Regions from separate parts of the Mus musculus genome. Here regions 2 and 3 are each linked to region 1. A link is a loop called in an ENCODE intact Hi-C map of the cell type or tissue named here. Cell type or tissue: gastrocnemius. All regions are shown on one strand.

Region 1 (5,000 bases):
CTGGCGGCCAGGCCGGGGCTGCCGTATCTGCGATGGAACTTCACATCCTAGAGCACCGGGTGCGAGTACTGAGCATTGCCCGTCCGGGCCTCTGGCTCTACACCCACCCGCTCATCAAGCTGCTCTTCCTGCCCTGTCGCAGTCGGTGCGCACCCGGGTTCACGAGCGCAGGTCGGGCGGGTGGAGGCTCCTCTGCCCCTCTGGGCCAGGGGCGGAGGACTAGAGTCGCCGCGAAGCAGCGGGTACCGGGTGGGGACGCTAGCCACTCTGGCCATCATCCAGCCTGGGCCTTACCCTTTCTGCGACGCCGCCTATCCGGCCCGGAGGGCCCCGCTCCCAGGGCTTGTCAAGGTGCAAACTGCCTGGAGTAGGCAGTGTAGTGGGGGCATGTGTTCCTTGGCAGGCTGTAGCCCCTTTCTAGTCTCCTCACGTTAACTTTTGAGAGTTGTCCAGGGGGACCCAAAGCCTTCCACTTCTGTGGAATGGAGGGGAGATCCCAAATATGGGATCTAGACTCATTGATCCAAGGAAGAGAGTGAGGCCCGAGTGCGGGTCCGGAAGGCTCCTGGTGGGGGGTCCTTTAGTGCTGCTGGAGCAGACTTCATTTGCTGTCTCCATTCCATTCACTCTAGGCTGAAAGTCTTCCCACCCCTTCCCTCCTCCTAGGTGCAAGTTCTTCAGCCTGACTGAGACTCCGGAAGATTACACTCTCATGGTGGATGAGGAGGGCTTTAAAGGTCGGAACTGGTTCCTTGTTTGCCTCTAAGCAGTATTCTTACTAAGTTTAGGGATCCAGCTTCCCAGAGAGCTTAGACCCCAAAGGAATATAGGTCCGGGTTCAAACCTTCCATCACTCACTGAAGTACTGTGTGGGATGGAGTCGTGACCGTTTGACAAAATTTGTGAGAGTTTTATAAACGTAAAACCCACACGGAGCTGAATATGAGTCCCAGGCCAGCACAGGTGGCCATGGTGTCTCACAGTTTTAGGGGAAAATAAAGGGGTTCCTGCAGCTGTTTTACCCTGAACATTATTTCTTCTTGGACTTGTCTCCCCAGTGGAAAGCAGCCCCTCCCTTACTGGCTTGGGAAGCCTAGGCGGCTGAGAGTTAGGGAAGGAATGCAGGGGCAGGCAGCAAGCCCAGAGCAGGGTCCAGGGCCTCCTGGCTGAGTCTGAGTGAACAACAGCTACCCTGGCCCTTGTCCCTGTTCAGGACTGGGACCGGGGAAATGACTTCTGGCTTCCATGTCTGCCTGCTTGCCCCATCCTCTAAGGCCTGGAGTCTCAAGCTAGCCACCTAGAGTTTGGCTGAGCCTCCCTCCCTAAGGACTTAGATTCCCTGTTCTGTAGGGAAATCTGTCTGCAAGGGAGCTTTCCCATCAGTTGGTCACTGGGTGCCCTCTGGTGGTGCTTTGAAGCCCATGAAGTCCATTTTGCAGATAGGAAACAGACTAAATGGTGTTTGTAATCCCAGCACATAGGAGGCTGTGGCAATAAGATCAGTTTAAGTTAAATCTCAGCTTAATCTACATTGTAAAGGCGCTGTCTCAAAGCAAACAAAACGCCCCAAAACACACTTGTCTCACACAGCAAAATGGTGTAAAAAGAAAAAAGAAAAAGAAAAATCTGGGCCTTGAATCTAGTTGTGAGTTTGGAGTAGTAATGCTCACTGAGAATGCTCGCATGATGCACACCAAGGTAGAAACGATAGGAACCGGCCCTGAGCTCTGAGTCTGTCAGGAAACAGATCTGATGGGCAAGGTTTAAACAGAGAAACTGAGAGGCGGAGAGAGCTGACTAACCAGGCATGTACCTCCTGCCCACAGAGCTACCCCCATCCGAGTTCCTGCAAGTGGCTGAGGCCACATGGCTGGTGATGAACGTATCTCACAGTGGCTCCGTGGTGCAGGCTGCTGGAGTAACCAAGATTGCCCGGTCTGTCATTGCCCCGCTGGCTGAACACCATGTGTCTGTTCTGATGTTGTCCACATACCAGACAGACTTCATCCTGGTGGGTTTTGGGCAGGTGCTAATGCAGGTCATACGCAGAGGGACCTGGTGTTGCGTAATATGTGTCCTTTGCCTTGACCCAGGTACGGGAGCAGGACCTGTCTGTGGTGATCCACACACTGGCCCAGGAGTTCCAAATCTACCGTGAAGTAGGCGGGGAGCCTGTGCCCGTTACTGGAGACGATTCCAGCAATGGCTTTCCCCAGATCCAGCACGGTGAGGTCTGCCCGCCAGCACCCAGATTTAAGTGGGACCTTTTCCCACGGGAGGGCTTGTCTTTTAAAAGGGTGCAAAACACTCTCACTGTATGAGATGGGCTAGCCTTTCCTTGACCTGCCACCAGGGGTCGCCCCAGTCCAAGATAACCTTGTGGCCCCTGTCTCCTGAGCAGGGCCCAGTCCCACGGTGCATCCCATTCAGAGCCCTCAGAACCGCTTTTGTGTCCTCACACTGGACCCTGAGACACTGCCGGCTGTCGCCACCACCCTCATCGATGTCCTCTTCTACTCCCACAGGTGGGTCATGCGTGCACGTGATCTCTGCCTCCCACTACTGTTTCCTGCCCTCTGCCTTTTGTCTCATCCCTTCTGTTACTCTGTGTCATGCTCAGTGCCTTAGGGTTCTGACAGCCTGTTAGGCCTCAGCCAGAGGTGTCGGCAGAGCCACTTCCCAGCCATATACTCCCAATCCGGCTCTCCCTCTGCTCAAGGCCTCTGGCCGTTGGGGCTTATCCCTCAGGAAATCAGGGGTCTCTCACAATGAAGTAAGAGATTCAAGGGCCTTCCCAGAGCTGTCCGGCTCCTCCTCTGTGGTCTGCTCGTTAGGTAATGTTCCCTGCCATCATATCTCTTAAGTGTCCCCAAGGAAGCGGCCTCGGGCGGTCCTGAATCAACGTCCATTCCGTTCTTCGCTTTCTCCCTCATCGAGGGGTACATCTCCATTGTCATGGATGCAGAGATCCAGAGAAAGTATGTAACTCCTTCCTTAATTCTCCATAGACCACAGACCCTCAGCCAGCCTCAGGGAAGGTGGGGGAGGGGTGCCAGGTTCCGAGGTTAGCAGGACAGGCCCTATGGGTCAGGCTAGATGGGGGTGCGTGAAGTGCCTTTCCCATCACCCACTGCTTCCCCAGGTTCCCCAGTGACCTCCTGCTGACCAGTTCTTCTGGGGAGCTGTGGAGGATGGTGCGCATCGGGGGACAGCCCCTGGGCTTCGGTGAGGTCCACTCACTCCCTGGGGGGGGCGGGGAGGGCAAGCCTGTGGGTCTTCACAGCATCTAAGGTAAGCCACCCGTGTCTCCAACCCTCAGATGAATGTGGGATTGTGGCCCAGATTGCGGGTCCCCTGGCGGCTGTTGACATCTCTGCTTACTACATCAGCACATTCAACTTTGACCATGCGCTGGTGAGGACCTGGCTGGGACGGAGGTTCCAGCAAGCACACTGAGGTCCCTTGCGGGGGGAGGGGGGGGGCAGCATCACAGCTAGTTTAGGGGGTCGGGCATCCCTGGCCAGAGTTAGCCTGGCGTTTCATGCTGTACACTCCCTCCAGGTTCCTGAAGACGAGATCGGCTGTGTCATTGATATTCTCCAGCGAAGGCAGGAAAGCCAGGCTTCCAAGGACCCATAGGGAAGCACCAGACCCCCAGCATTCCCGTAAAGCCCCCCGGGGCTCCAGAAACTTTTCTGAGCTTCAGAACAAGTCCCTGGTCCTGCCAAGGGATCCTGGTTCTGCTGTCTGTCTGTCAGCTGTATGGAGCTGGGACTCGTGGCCATGCCTGGTTCTGCTGTCTGTCTGTCAGCTGTATGGAGCTGGGACTCGTGGCCATGCCTGCCCACAAAAGATACCTTGGTGCTTGGGGCTTAGATCCCCGACCCAACATTTTCTATGTGACCTCAGCAATGCACAGAGCCTGCTTGCCTGCAGCTGGAGCCGCCTCTCCCCTGGCTAAGGCTCACATCCCCGGGCCGGGCTCTGACCTCCAGCCTGCACTGCTTTCCTAGCCAGATGAGTTCAGCAGTGCACTCCCTTCGCGGGACTCCGAAGGAAGAATTAAATCTCACTTTTATTTTCATGACTGTTTATATAAATAAAAGACTTGCGGATTTGTGCCCTCTGGTTCTGAGTGACAGCTGGCGTCATGTCTTGGTCTCTCCCAGACTTGTCCCCCCGTCCTTGGCTTTTCAAGCAGTTTATGTATGTGACAAATGAGGAACTGAAGCCTCCAGCACATTTGTGACTAAGTCATGTGGTTCATCTCTAAAGTAGAGCGTCTCTTAATTCGTAGTTACTTACAGAACAACCTAGAGAGTTCCCCACACTGGGAGAAATTCCCCTGTCCCTCTTACCTAAGAGTCCCCTGGCTGGATCCTGGAGAACCTATCCAGGAGGTCTCAAAGCACCTTTCTCCAAGGCTGCTGTCTGCAACCCACGGGCCTTGCCTGAATGCTTATGCCCCTCTTACGGAGAAGTCACACACTTTATGACACTTGGAATAGTGGCCAGCCAGGCCTTTTGGGGTTTTTTTGTTTTTTTGTTTTTTTTTTGAGACAGGGTTTCTCTGTGTAGCCCTGGCTGTCCTGGAACTCACTTTGTAGACCAGGCTGGCCTCCAACTCAGAAATCCGCCTGCCTCTGCCTCCCAAGTGCTGGGATTAAAGGCATGTGCCACCACGCCCGGCTTTTAATGGATTACTTTTTTTTTGGTTTTGGTTTTGGTTTTTTGGTTTTTCAAGACAGGGTTTCTCTGTATAGCCCTGGCTGTCCTGGAACTCATTATGTAGACCAGGCTGGCCTCGAACTCAGAAATCCAACTGCCTCTGCCTCCCAAGTGCTGGGATTAAAGGCGTATGCCACCACGCCCAGCATAAATCTTTTTTTTTTTTTTTTTTTTTTTTGAGACAAGGGTTTCTCTGTGTAGCTCTGGCTGTCCTGGAACTCACTTTGTAGAGCAGGCTGGCCTTGAACTCAGAAATCCGCCTGCCTTTGCCT
Region 2 (5,000 bases), 200 kb after region 1:
TAAAGATGAGAGTGAGATGGAACGCTCTCAGCGTCTATGAGAGCATCAACAGAGGGCGTTCAGTGCTCACGAGCTCAGAGTAATGCTGTAGCTTTTACTTTTCCAGAAGATCATAAGCAAATAATTAGATATTTTATTATTATCATACAATAGTAAATGCTTATTAGTTCTACAATATATATTAATAAATTACTTTTATACATTTATGATTAGGAGAATCTTAATATTGACATGTTATAAAAAATAGCCTCAGTTCTTTTTTTTCTTCGAGACAGGGTTTCTCTGTGTGGCCCTGGCTGGTCTAGAACTCACTTTGTAGACCAGGCTGACCTCGAACTCAGAAATCCGCCTGCCTCTGCCTCCCAAGTGCTAGGATTAAAGGCGAGTGCCATCACTGCCGGCCCGGCCCAATAGCCTCAGTTCTAAACTGCTTTTTTTTTGGTTTTTGGGTGTTTCTAAAAACAAAAAAATCTAGTTTCTAAAAATATTTTCATAATAAAAGACTTGTTTCATTTATAATGAAACATAAAGTTCATGATAAATTGCTCTGTTTATGTGGTAGTCTAGTAACATAATTGATAGCCTCATTTCAGATAAATATACTTAAATATAGTATACATACACTACCCTCTTACCTCAGGTTCCTTGGGATTTGTGTAAAGCTGTTTAAGGGAAAATAAAAAGCACTTAATTTCCAGACTTACTAATTGCTGCTCACTGAATGCACTGTCTTTGTGAAGAGTTTAATTTGTACTGTGCTAACTGAGTCCCGAGCACCAGCTAGGCATATTTCTAGCTAGATATAGGATGAGCTCGTATTTTACTAAAAACTCGGAATCTTTACAACTTTCTATGAACACTAAATATAAGGAAGTTTATAACTGATGCATAGTATTTTTGATTAATATGACTGAACTACAAGTAAATTCATTTGTTTGTTTGTTTGTTTGTTTGTTTGTTTGTTTCAAGACAGGGTTTCTCTGTGTAGCCCTGGCTGTCCTGGAACTCACTCTGTAGACCAGGCTGGCCTCGAACTCAGAAATCCGCCTGCCTCTGCCTCCCAAGTGCTGGGATTAAAGGCGTGTGCCACCACTGCCCAGCTGTACAAATAAATTCTTAACTTGTTATGTCATAAATATTTAAATAATTAATATGTTTTATCAATGGTATCTCAATTTTCTACAATCATTTTATACCTATGGGTATATAAAACTTCAAAAAAAAAGTCCACAAAACTTTCAAACAAAAGACTTTGGATCTGTTACATATCTAAAAATATATTTAAATCCTAAGCATTAATATGATATATTCTCTCATATGATATGTTCTCTCATATAATAATATATATGTCAAAGAAATATACTGAACATTTATAATATCTTAAGTTCTGATATATCCAATTTTGAAATGCTAAAATGTCATAAATCTCACGAGGGGAAGCGGGAAAGATGCCTGTTTAATGCTGTACTTGCCAAAAGTTCATGCAGAGACAGAGACTTGGCCTTTAAGTTTGTACTTACTGTTAATACTGCCATGTGTAGCTTCAAGAGAAAAGAAAACTCTGTTATTATATGTTTGTACTATAGTATTGACAATTCTGATGAAGACTAATTCAAATATTACTTCAGAGAGAAAATATTCAGAAGGTCAGAAAAAGGAACTAATTCACCCATTCAAACAATTTCTATTACAAACACTGGCTTTACTGGGACAAAAGAAGGATTATCAAAAAAAAGTTTCTTATTTTCTAATTCGGGAACCAAAAGATATGCAAAACAATCCATTATTGTTCAAAATTAAATGTACCACAAGAATCCCTAATAAGTACTCCTTTTAAAATTTACCAAGCAAGGTAAACAACTTAGAAACTCTGATGTGTCTCACAAACTCGTGCCTTTCTCTATACATCACAAAACTACAAAGACATTCTCTCAGCTTTAAAGAATATTGAATATACAGACATAAATAGAATCAACACTATGATAAATTCTTAAATATAAAACGTGAGGACCATAATTCTGTAGCAGTTGACTAAAACTTTAGTGCCACCTTGTGGCTATTTTAGCATATAACTGATTTTTTTTTTCTTCTTTATAACTGATTTTTATGACCACACAGTAAAACTATTAATAGTTTATTGTCACATTAAAAGAAGAAAGAATATGGCTAGCCGCTGATCTCAAGATGCATGCCGACTAGAAAGGGGAACTAACAGTAAGAAAATCACATGGCCACACTGTTATACTCAGGGTCTGCTGTGAAGAAACAACACAAAGTGTTAGGGGAACCCTCAAATGAGGGACAATTTTAGCGGCAGGACAAGATGGAGCTAGGCAGGCCATGCATAGGGTCTGGACAGACCTTTTTGAGCAAGAGGAACAGTATGTGGAAGATACTGGCATCCTAGAGAGTCTTCGTGTAGCCTGAGCATGGGAGTGAGGGAGGGTGTCTTAGAAAATCAATAGGGACATTCAGGCCTGCTCGATCGTGCAAACAGCTTTGAACACTTTTTTAAATTCCTGGGAAATTTTTAGGCATAAAGGATAACATGATCAGAGTTCAGTTTCTGAAAGAATGTAGTGTGGTTCACGAGCAGGAATTGTGAGAGATGAGAGGGGCAATAGGGGAAGTACCCAGAATTTCATAACTAGTAAGACCATGTTCTTCAACAGGACATCTTCCAAGGGCACTTGCTACTTGAAACCTGGTTTTACTTGAACTACTCTTTGTTTCTTTGGGTTTTCTTGAGACAGGGTTTCTATATAACAGTCCTGGTAGTCCTGGAACTCACTCAGTAGGTCCCACTGGCCTGAAACTCACAGAGACCTGCCTCTACTTCCTGAGTGCTGAGTTTAAAGGCTTGCGTCACCAGTGACCTGCTTTTTTATTCCTCTTCCTCCTCTTCCTCTTCCCCCACTCCTTTCTTCTTTGTAAGAAACAGGGTCTTGTCACCGCGTGGATGGCCTTGATCAGGACTGTTAGCTGAGATCTCTGGAGTGAAAGAGGGTCTTGTCACGCGTGGACGGCCTTGATCAGGTTAGCTGAGATCTCTGGAGCTGCCCTTCTGAAGGATTCAGAGTTTTTGCATAACTTAGTCCCAAGACATACCTGGCGAACCAGGAAATCTCCTGACTGAACTGCTTAGGTAATCGGCCTTCACACAACTCCTACATCAGATAAGAGGTTTTGCTATGCGGAAATTGTCTTGCTAAAAGTGCCTTTTTTGTGTAACAATAAAGAACTTATGAAAAGTTCCTAGGTGTTCAGTACTTCCGAGGCTAATCCATCCCGCTGCGCTGCCGAGAAGCCAAATTCATCCTGCAATGTCTCTTTCTCAACCCAGACCCCAGACAACCAATAATTTAGCAACAGGTACAGCTGAACCAGTAGATAACTAGCAATCATTAGCCCTCATATGAGCAACACTCACCTCCTGCCATGTCTCTAAGCCCTTCCCTGATCTGTCTTATCTTTGTATCCCTCTGTCCCCTGGGTCAAAATGGAATGAATGTGAGTAACTGTTCACCCAAGGTGGGAAGGAGTGAGGGACTCCGTGACTACATTACTGACACAATGGCAAGCCTCTTCACTGCAGCTTAACGTGGAGCTGACGAGTGAAGACTTGGGGGAATGGAGCAAGCATAGGAGCAGGGGTTTCATTCAGGTGCATCGCATCTCTTCAGCCAGACCTTGAGCCTTCATTCTTCACATTCTTCATTCGTGTCTACTGAAGCATGAGAGAGCATACGCACTTAAAATCTGGGCTGTGTCTTTTAAAAGTTCAAAGTTATACACAGGAGTTATAATTAACAAAATAAAATAGAGTAAAACTTCATTATTTAACTATTTCTTCTTTTCCATCTGCAAACCGAGTCACCGCTATTTAGAACATGTTCAACGTGCTAACTACCAGATTCTTGTCTTCCTTAACCCACATCCTGTGGATCTTGTCCAGTGACTTCAGAGGAAATTCTGTGGTTAAAAAAGATATGCGTATATAAAAAGGAAAACGAAGCTTTCGTTTCTATTTGTTGTAAGGGAGACAACAGTGAGGCGACACAGACAAAATAAAAGAAAATCGACTAACAAATAAAAAAGCAAGCACTGCTATACTGTTAAACACTACAAAATAAAATGTCTAAACTTTTTTAAGGAGTAAAGATGAGTCTTTAATTTGGAGGTAAATTTTCAAAAATTCTTACGTATCTCTTTTCCAAAGCATCAAAACAACCTTGAATCCTGTCAAGAAATAATATCCAATGTCACTTTAGCCCATATGAACAGCCAAAAAAATAAATCCAAGTATGTAATTAGTTTGCACTTCTATTTTGCAGTATATAAATTAACAATCATTCTGCCCGTTCTGTTTAACCACCTTTTAAAACCCCAAGCCATTCCCATATATCTATAGAATATTATAAATAACACACAGCTCTGAAGCACAGAAGTGTTCTCTCTCTTCCCAGCACAGAATGGTAGTAAACACAAAGGTATATAGTGAATAATCGCAGTTAGGATTTTTTTTTCTTTATATAAGTCTATTTTCTTCTAAAATGAAATCAATAGTTTAAAATAATACTGAATAATTGCTACAATTTTCAGGAAAGAGGGCTAATAAAGTATTCTCTTTTTAGGAAAAGATTTTAGAAAATAAAGTTTGATGGGCAATTTTACAGAATTTACTTACCATTTAATAATATGTAATGACCCCGGACACTTTTTGTCTTCCCGGAGAATTTTTAAACTGAGGTCTAGAAAAAAAGAAACATCACTGTTATACTGAAAACTTCATGCTAAATAAAGCATTTCCTTTATTTTTTTATTTGTAAAATTTAGTTTTTCAAGACAGGGTTTCTCTGTGTAGCCTTAGCTGTCCATAAACTCACTCTGTAGACCAGGCTGACCTTGAACTCAGAGATCCACCTGGCTCTGCCTCCTGAGTGCTGGGATCAAAGGTGTACACCGCCACTGCATGGCACGTTTTGATGTTTAAACACCCA
Region 3 (5,000 bases), 60 kb before region 1:
GAAACTCTAAAACCACCTACATGGCGATTTCCAGTCTCTGACTGTCTTACTTAATGCTTTACTGCTGTAAAGAGAAAACGTGACCAAGGCAACTCTTATAAGGATGATATTTAATTGGAGCTGGCTTACAGGTTCAGAGGTTCAGTCCAGTATCATCAAGGGAGGAGCATGGCAGAGTCTAGGCAGATGTGGGTTGGAGGAGCTTAGAGTTCCACTTCGTTTTCCAAAGGCAGCTGGCAGAAGACTGGCTTCCAAGGGGCTAGAAGGGGTAATAAAGCCCATACCCACAGTGGCACACCTAATCTAACAAGGCAGCACCTATTCCATCCAACAAGGCCACACATACCTCTTAATAGTGCCACTCCCTGGGCAAAGCATATACAAACCACCACATTCCACTCCCTGGCCCCCATAGGCTTGTTCAAACATATGAGGCTATGGGGGCCATACCTAAACACAGCATCATGCAAAATACATTTAGTCCAACATCAAAGGTTCCCATACTCTATAGCAGCCTCAGCAATGTTCAAAAAAATTCCAGGGGCTGGAGAGATGGCTCAGCGGTTAAGAGCACTGACTGCTCTTCAAGAGGTCCTGAGTTCAATTCTCAGCAACCACGTGGTGGCTCACAACCATCTGTAATGGGATCCAATGCCCTCTTCTGGTGTGTCTGAAGACAGTGCACTCATATAAATAAAAATAAATAAATAAAGTCTCTTCTAAGATTCAAGCAGTCTCTTAACTGTAATCCCATATAAAGTCAAAAATACTGGGACCAAAGCAAGACAGAAAACCAGCTGGGCAAACTCCAAAGTCCATGTCTCCACATCCAATGTCAAAGCGCTCTTCAGATCGTCAGCTCCTTTCATCCTTGCCGACTGCTGTTGGCAGATCTGGCAGTCAGCAGCAGCAGACTTCATTCTCCTGGGCTGGTCCCACTCCCTGCTAGCAGTTTTCCTTGGCAGGTATCTCATGACTCTGGCATCTCTAACATCTTGGGGTCTCCAAGGCAACTTCAACTTTACAGCTTCTTAATCTAACTTTTATTCCAATGTCTGGGATCCACACATGATCTTTTGGGGATCCTCTAAAGGGCTGGCATCACTTCTCCAGCTCTGCCCTCTGAAGCACTCTAGGCTCTGCTTGACTCCAGCCAACTGCTGCTGCTGTTCCTGGTTATCATCTTATCGTACTGGCATCTCCAATACACTGGGGTCTACCACTGCAACTAGGCTTCACCAAGAGCCTCTCATAGGCTCTCTTCATGGGGCAAGCCTCAACTCCTTTGCATGACCCCTTCAGTCCTGGGCCATCAACTGTAACTGTAACTGCACCTTCACCAATGGCCTTCCCTGGCCTCTCACGGTGCCAAGCCTCAGCTGCTCTTCATGACACCTTCATGCCTTCAAACTAATACTGCCTGGGTAACTCTTACACACTGCCAAGTACAGCTGCAGCAACAACCATGGCTATCTCTGGAACACAGCTTCTTTGTGCTCTCAGAAAACACTTCCCAGAAGATTTCACCTCAGTGATGCTGGTCTCGTCTTAATCACTAATTTCTTAGCTCCAGCTAACCAGCATCAACTGTCCCAGCAATCCCTTCTACTCTAGACTCTAAAGCCAGAGCCACACAGCCAAATTCTGCTTCCTGTGGCTGGAACCTGATCCCCTTTATTATCTTACCAGCTTTCTGTTTTTCAACTCCCTCACTGCCTAAGCTTGGCTATCCTGAAACTTGCTCAGGAAATTGACTTTGAACTCAGAGATCTGCATGGCTTTGTCTCTTGGGATTAAAGATATGTACCACTACGCCTGAATTATGCTTTTCTTCATCTAGAACTTGCTCTGTCCCAGGCTGGCCTTGAACTCAGATCTGCTTCGTTTTTTGTCTCCTGGAATTAAAGGTGTTAGCACCATGTCCTGGACTCTGTAAGGAGGGATGCAGAGGAGGTGGTGCTGAACCAAAAAATGGGGCTAAAGGTGTAGTAAGTGGGACTCTATGGCATCTTCAAAATGCCAGGCCAAACAGGAAAGAAACAGGGGCGAGGGGTGGGGCGCTGAGGGGGCGAGGAACCGGCCAGAGTCAGGAGGGAAGTTCAGAGTCAGAGGATGTGGAATGGCTTACCTGTCTCCGGCGTCGCAGCCTCAGCTCTGTGTCTGTCTGGCTCACAGAACTTCCTCCAGAGCGTCTGAGGCTCCGAGAATGCCTCGCAACTCTAAGTTGGGAGCCCAGGCCGCTGCCTTGGCAACGGCGTACCGCGCCACGGAGCAGGCGGGGCGGGGCTGGAAGTGCGAAACGGCGAGAGGGCGGGACCGGAAGTGCTCCCGCGGCTTCTCTCTCTGGGTCGCCGCCATCTTGTCATTGAGTTGGATACTTCGTGTGGTGATCTTTAATCTTGTCGTCGCACCGGTTGTCGCCACCGAGGTGGACTGGCAGCCCTGAGCGTCGCAGTCATGCAGGCCGGACCCGTGCAGGCGGTACCCCCGCCGCCGCCAGTAGCCACTGAGTCCAAACAGGTATCGTGCCCCGCGCTCCCTGCCTGCAGGCCTGCTGGAGGCCTCGTTCCTCCCCTCCGCGCGGGCGCTGTGGCACTGCTGCTGGAAGCTCAGGCCACCCCGAAGGACATGGAGGGACTGCAAGTCCCAGGAGTCAGCGCGCTGAGTTGCCTTCTGGTCTCGAAAAAGATATCCCTAGAACCGGACTTTTCAAAACCAGCATGCGGACCTGCACCCCCGGCTTCCTCTGGGGTCTTATGTGAACCACGAAGCCTCCATTCAAAAAGAGGAGAGCTAAGCAAATCATTCTTTCCCCTAGATTAGGAATGGCTGCGTAAATACAGTATGGCTAAGGAAACTTGCCCTGTTTTGTTTTTAACTGCGTCCTCGGATGCTAACCCAAGAGAGTCTGCAGTCTACAGGACAGACGTTCCTGTCAGTATCATGGAGCGTTTATGATAGCCTAATCCGAGCCGGGGACTTGAAGCCCTTACTACCTTTTCTCTGTTTTCACAGCCAATTGAAGAAGAAGCATCGTCAAAGGAGGATCCCACCCCTTCCAAGCCAGTGGTCGGCATTATTTACCCTCCCCCGGAGGTCAGGAACATCGTCGACAAGACTGCCAGTTTTGTGGCCAGGTAACAGCTGCTTCTGCACAGAGGGAACTTGTAGTATAAAGGTCTTTTAAAGCAGCACAGGGGCATCATGGGGAGTTCTAGAGGCTCTGGCTTAGACTCCTTACTTCTTCCAAAACCACAGGAGAGCAATGAGGTAGGTGATAGATAGGACTGGTATGGTTGACATACCACAACAGTAATCGCAGTGAAAGCCATGCCTAGCTGTGTAGTCACTAGGAGTTTCTGCTTCCAAAACAAGTCTGTGGAAATTCCTGGTAGCTTCTTTGTGGCTGCTGATGTGCATATGCTGTGTTAACCTGAAGAAAGAAAAAGAAGAGTTGATTATTCTCATTGTGAAAGGACGACTTTCCCAGAGCCTCAGCTGAATCCAGAGCAAGCTGTTCAGCATGTTAGCTAGTTTCCAGGCAAGGTGAACATTGGTCAGGATTCCTCAACCTCCTCATCCCACATACTTCTGCACCCTTGGATGGAATCTTCTAAGGGCCACTTGACTTCCAACGGTCAACACATCTCCTGGCTTAGGGCACTTATAGAGTATTCTTTTGGCAGCCAGCATCATTATCCAGTCTGCAGATGTTTAGTTTGTCCTTAGAATCCTTAAAAGAGAAAAATCCTATTACCACACTTAGAAATGAGGTGATTTCACAGTCAGTCTGAATTTCTGGCTTTTCCTGAACCAGGCTGCTTCTTACATGGCAGAGCTTCTTGGCCTTGAAGTGTGTACAGGACGTGTGTTGTCCAGGACCCACACTTTGTCACTCCCTTTAGCGAGCATCCCTACCACCTTGAATCATTTAATACTGTTTTGTTCCCACCTTCCTAATGAAGTGACACATCAAAAGAGATTCTGATTGGTAAATTGTACTGTGCACACCGTGAGAGTTCAGATCACTTTGCAGACTTTAATTAATTTGGATTTTCACTGAAAAGATGCCTCACGATAGGGCATTGAGTGTTGTGTGTGATTGGCTAATATTTAATAATAACCCTAATGCCTTCCCCCCTCTCTCCTGTGATGCTAATAATTGGGGAAAGGCTGTTGCATAATGAAGAAGAGCAATCTTACTGTGAGGACAACCCCTGTCAGCTGTTGTCACCATTAGCTGTTTCCTTCTGACCATGGCATCCTTTTTAGATACAGTAATAGCAACACAAGTACTGTCATGTCTTGATTTTCTTTGCATGCTAAATTGGAAACATTTCCTAATTTTTAGTTTCCCTCATGCTGCATGCTTTCTATGGAAAGGTTGCAGTGTCCAGGCTATGTGTTTTCTTTTGAGACGGTTTCCAGTGTTTCCACTTGGTCAGTGAAGCTGTAAGAGGAGTTTGCACACTGTCTTTCCCTTATAGAAGGCTTCTTCTTTTTTGTTGTTGTTGTTGTGTTTGTTTGTTTGTTTGTTTGTTTTTCAAGACAGGGTTTCTCTGTGTAGCCCTGGCTGTCCTGGAACTCATTCTATAGACCAGGCTGGCCTCGAACTCAGAAATCCGCCTGCCTCTGCCTCCTGAGTGCTGGGATTAAAGGCGTGTGCCACCATGCCCGGCTAGAAGTTTTCTTTAGAAGGAACTCTGTGTGAAACAGTAACGGCTAAGAGAGCATTGAAAGCTTCAGGGATTGGGGAGACACCTCAGTTCAGTCAGGTGTTGAGTACAAGAACTTGAGTTTGGATCCCATGGTGTATATTCCATGGATACCCATGTTAAAGCGAGATTGAGCAGTGGCTACGTCTGGTAACCTCAGTACTGGGAAATAGAGACACAGATTCCTGGAGCAAATTGCTATGCTTCATATTCAATGAGAGAGCTTTTGTCCTTTGCCTCAAAAACTAAGGTGGGGCCAGTGTATTCATGTACTCTGAAGGTAGG

The links. Peaks named below come from ENCODE experiments on the same cell type or tissue, not always from the same donor. Only the 100,000 strongest peaks of a DNase experiment are listed, where the experiment ranks them.
Region 2: a loop joins it to region 1, with 8 times the contacts of the local background. A loop is called at or near these places in 8 of 42 quality-filtered maps.
Region 3: it touches region 1 in a loop (1.8-fold over the local background); 11 of 42 quality-filtered maps call a loop at or near these places.

Annotation. Positions count from the first base shown.
Region 1 is chr11:4,218,282-4,223,281 of GRCm38, forward strand. It overlaps Castor1 (cytosolic arginine sensor for mTORC1 subunit 1), which reads left to right. Exons shown (of 9, transcript NM_028022.2): 1 at 1-145; 2 at 667-737; 3 at 1,827-2,011; 4 at 2,094-2,226; 5 at 2,402-2,525; 6 at 2,865-2,978; 7 at 3,143-3,225; 8 at 3,320-3,414; 9 at 3,562-4,128. The coding sequence starts at 33. The coding sequence ends at 3,639. Among named protein-coding and RNA genes, the nearest start is that of Castor1, 2.6 kb to the left of the region's middle. In gastrocnemius, CTCF peaks have their summits at 1,397 (motif pointing left) and 2,344 (motif pointing right); DNase peaks (open chromatin) are centred at 228, 1,297, 1,879, 2,355 and 2 more places; H3K4me3 peaks cover 1,370 bases; H3K27ac peaks cover 2,174 bases.
Region 2 is chr11:4,420,069-4,425,068 of GRCm38, forward strand. It overlaps Hormad2 (HORMA domain containing 2), which reads right to left. Exons shown (of 11, transcript NM_029458.1): 4 at 4,688-4,751; 5 at 4,203-4,239; 6 at 1,521-1,541; 7 at 636-662. Among named protein-coding and RNA genes, the nearest start is that of Hormad2, 19 kb to the right of the region's middle. In gastrocnemius, a CTCF peak has its summit at 2,051 (motif pointing left); no DNase peak of the experiment used is centred here.
Region 3 is chr11:4,158,031-4,163,030 of GRCm38, forward strand. Ccdc157 (coiled-coil domain containing 157) reads right to left here and starts at 2,263. Exons shown (of 12, transcript NM_001164620.1): 1 at 2,129-2,263. Sf3a1 (splicing factor 3a, subunit 1) reads left to right here and starts at 2,324. Exons shown (of 16, transcript NM_026175.5): 1 at 2,324-2,520; 2 at 3,016-3,137. The coding sequence starts at 2,458. In gastrocnemius, a CTCF peak has its summit at 2,512; a DNase peak (open chromatin) is centred at 2,293; H3K4me3 peaks cover 2,761 bases; H3K27ac peaks cover 2,039 bases.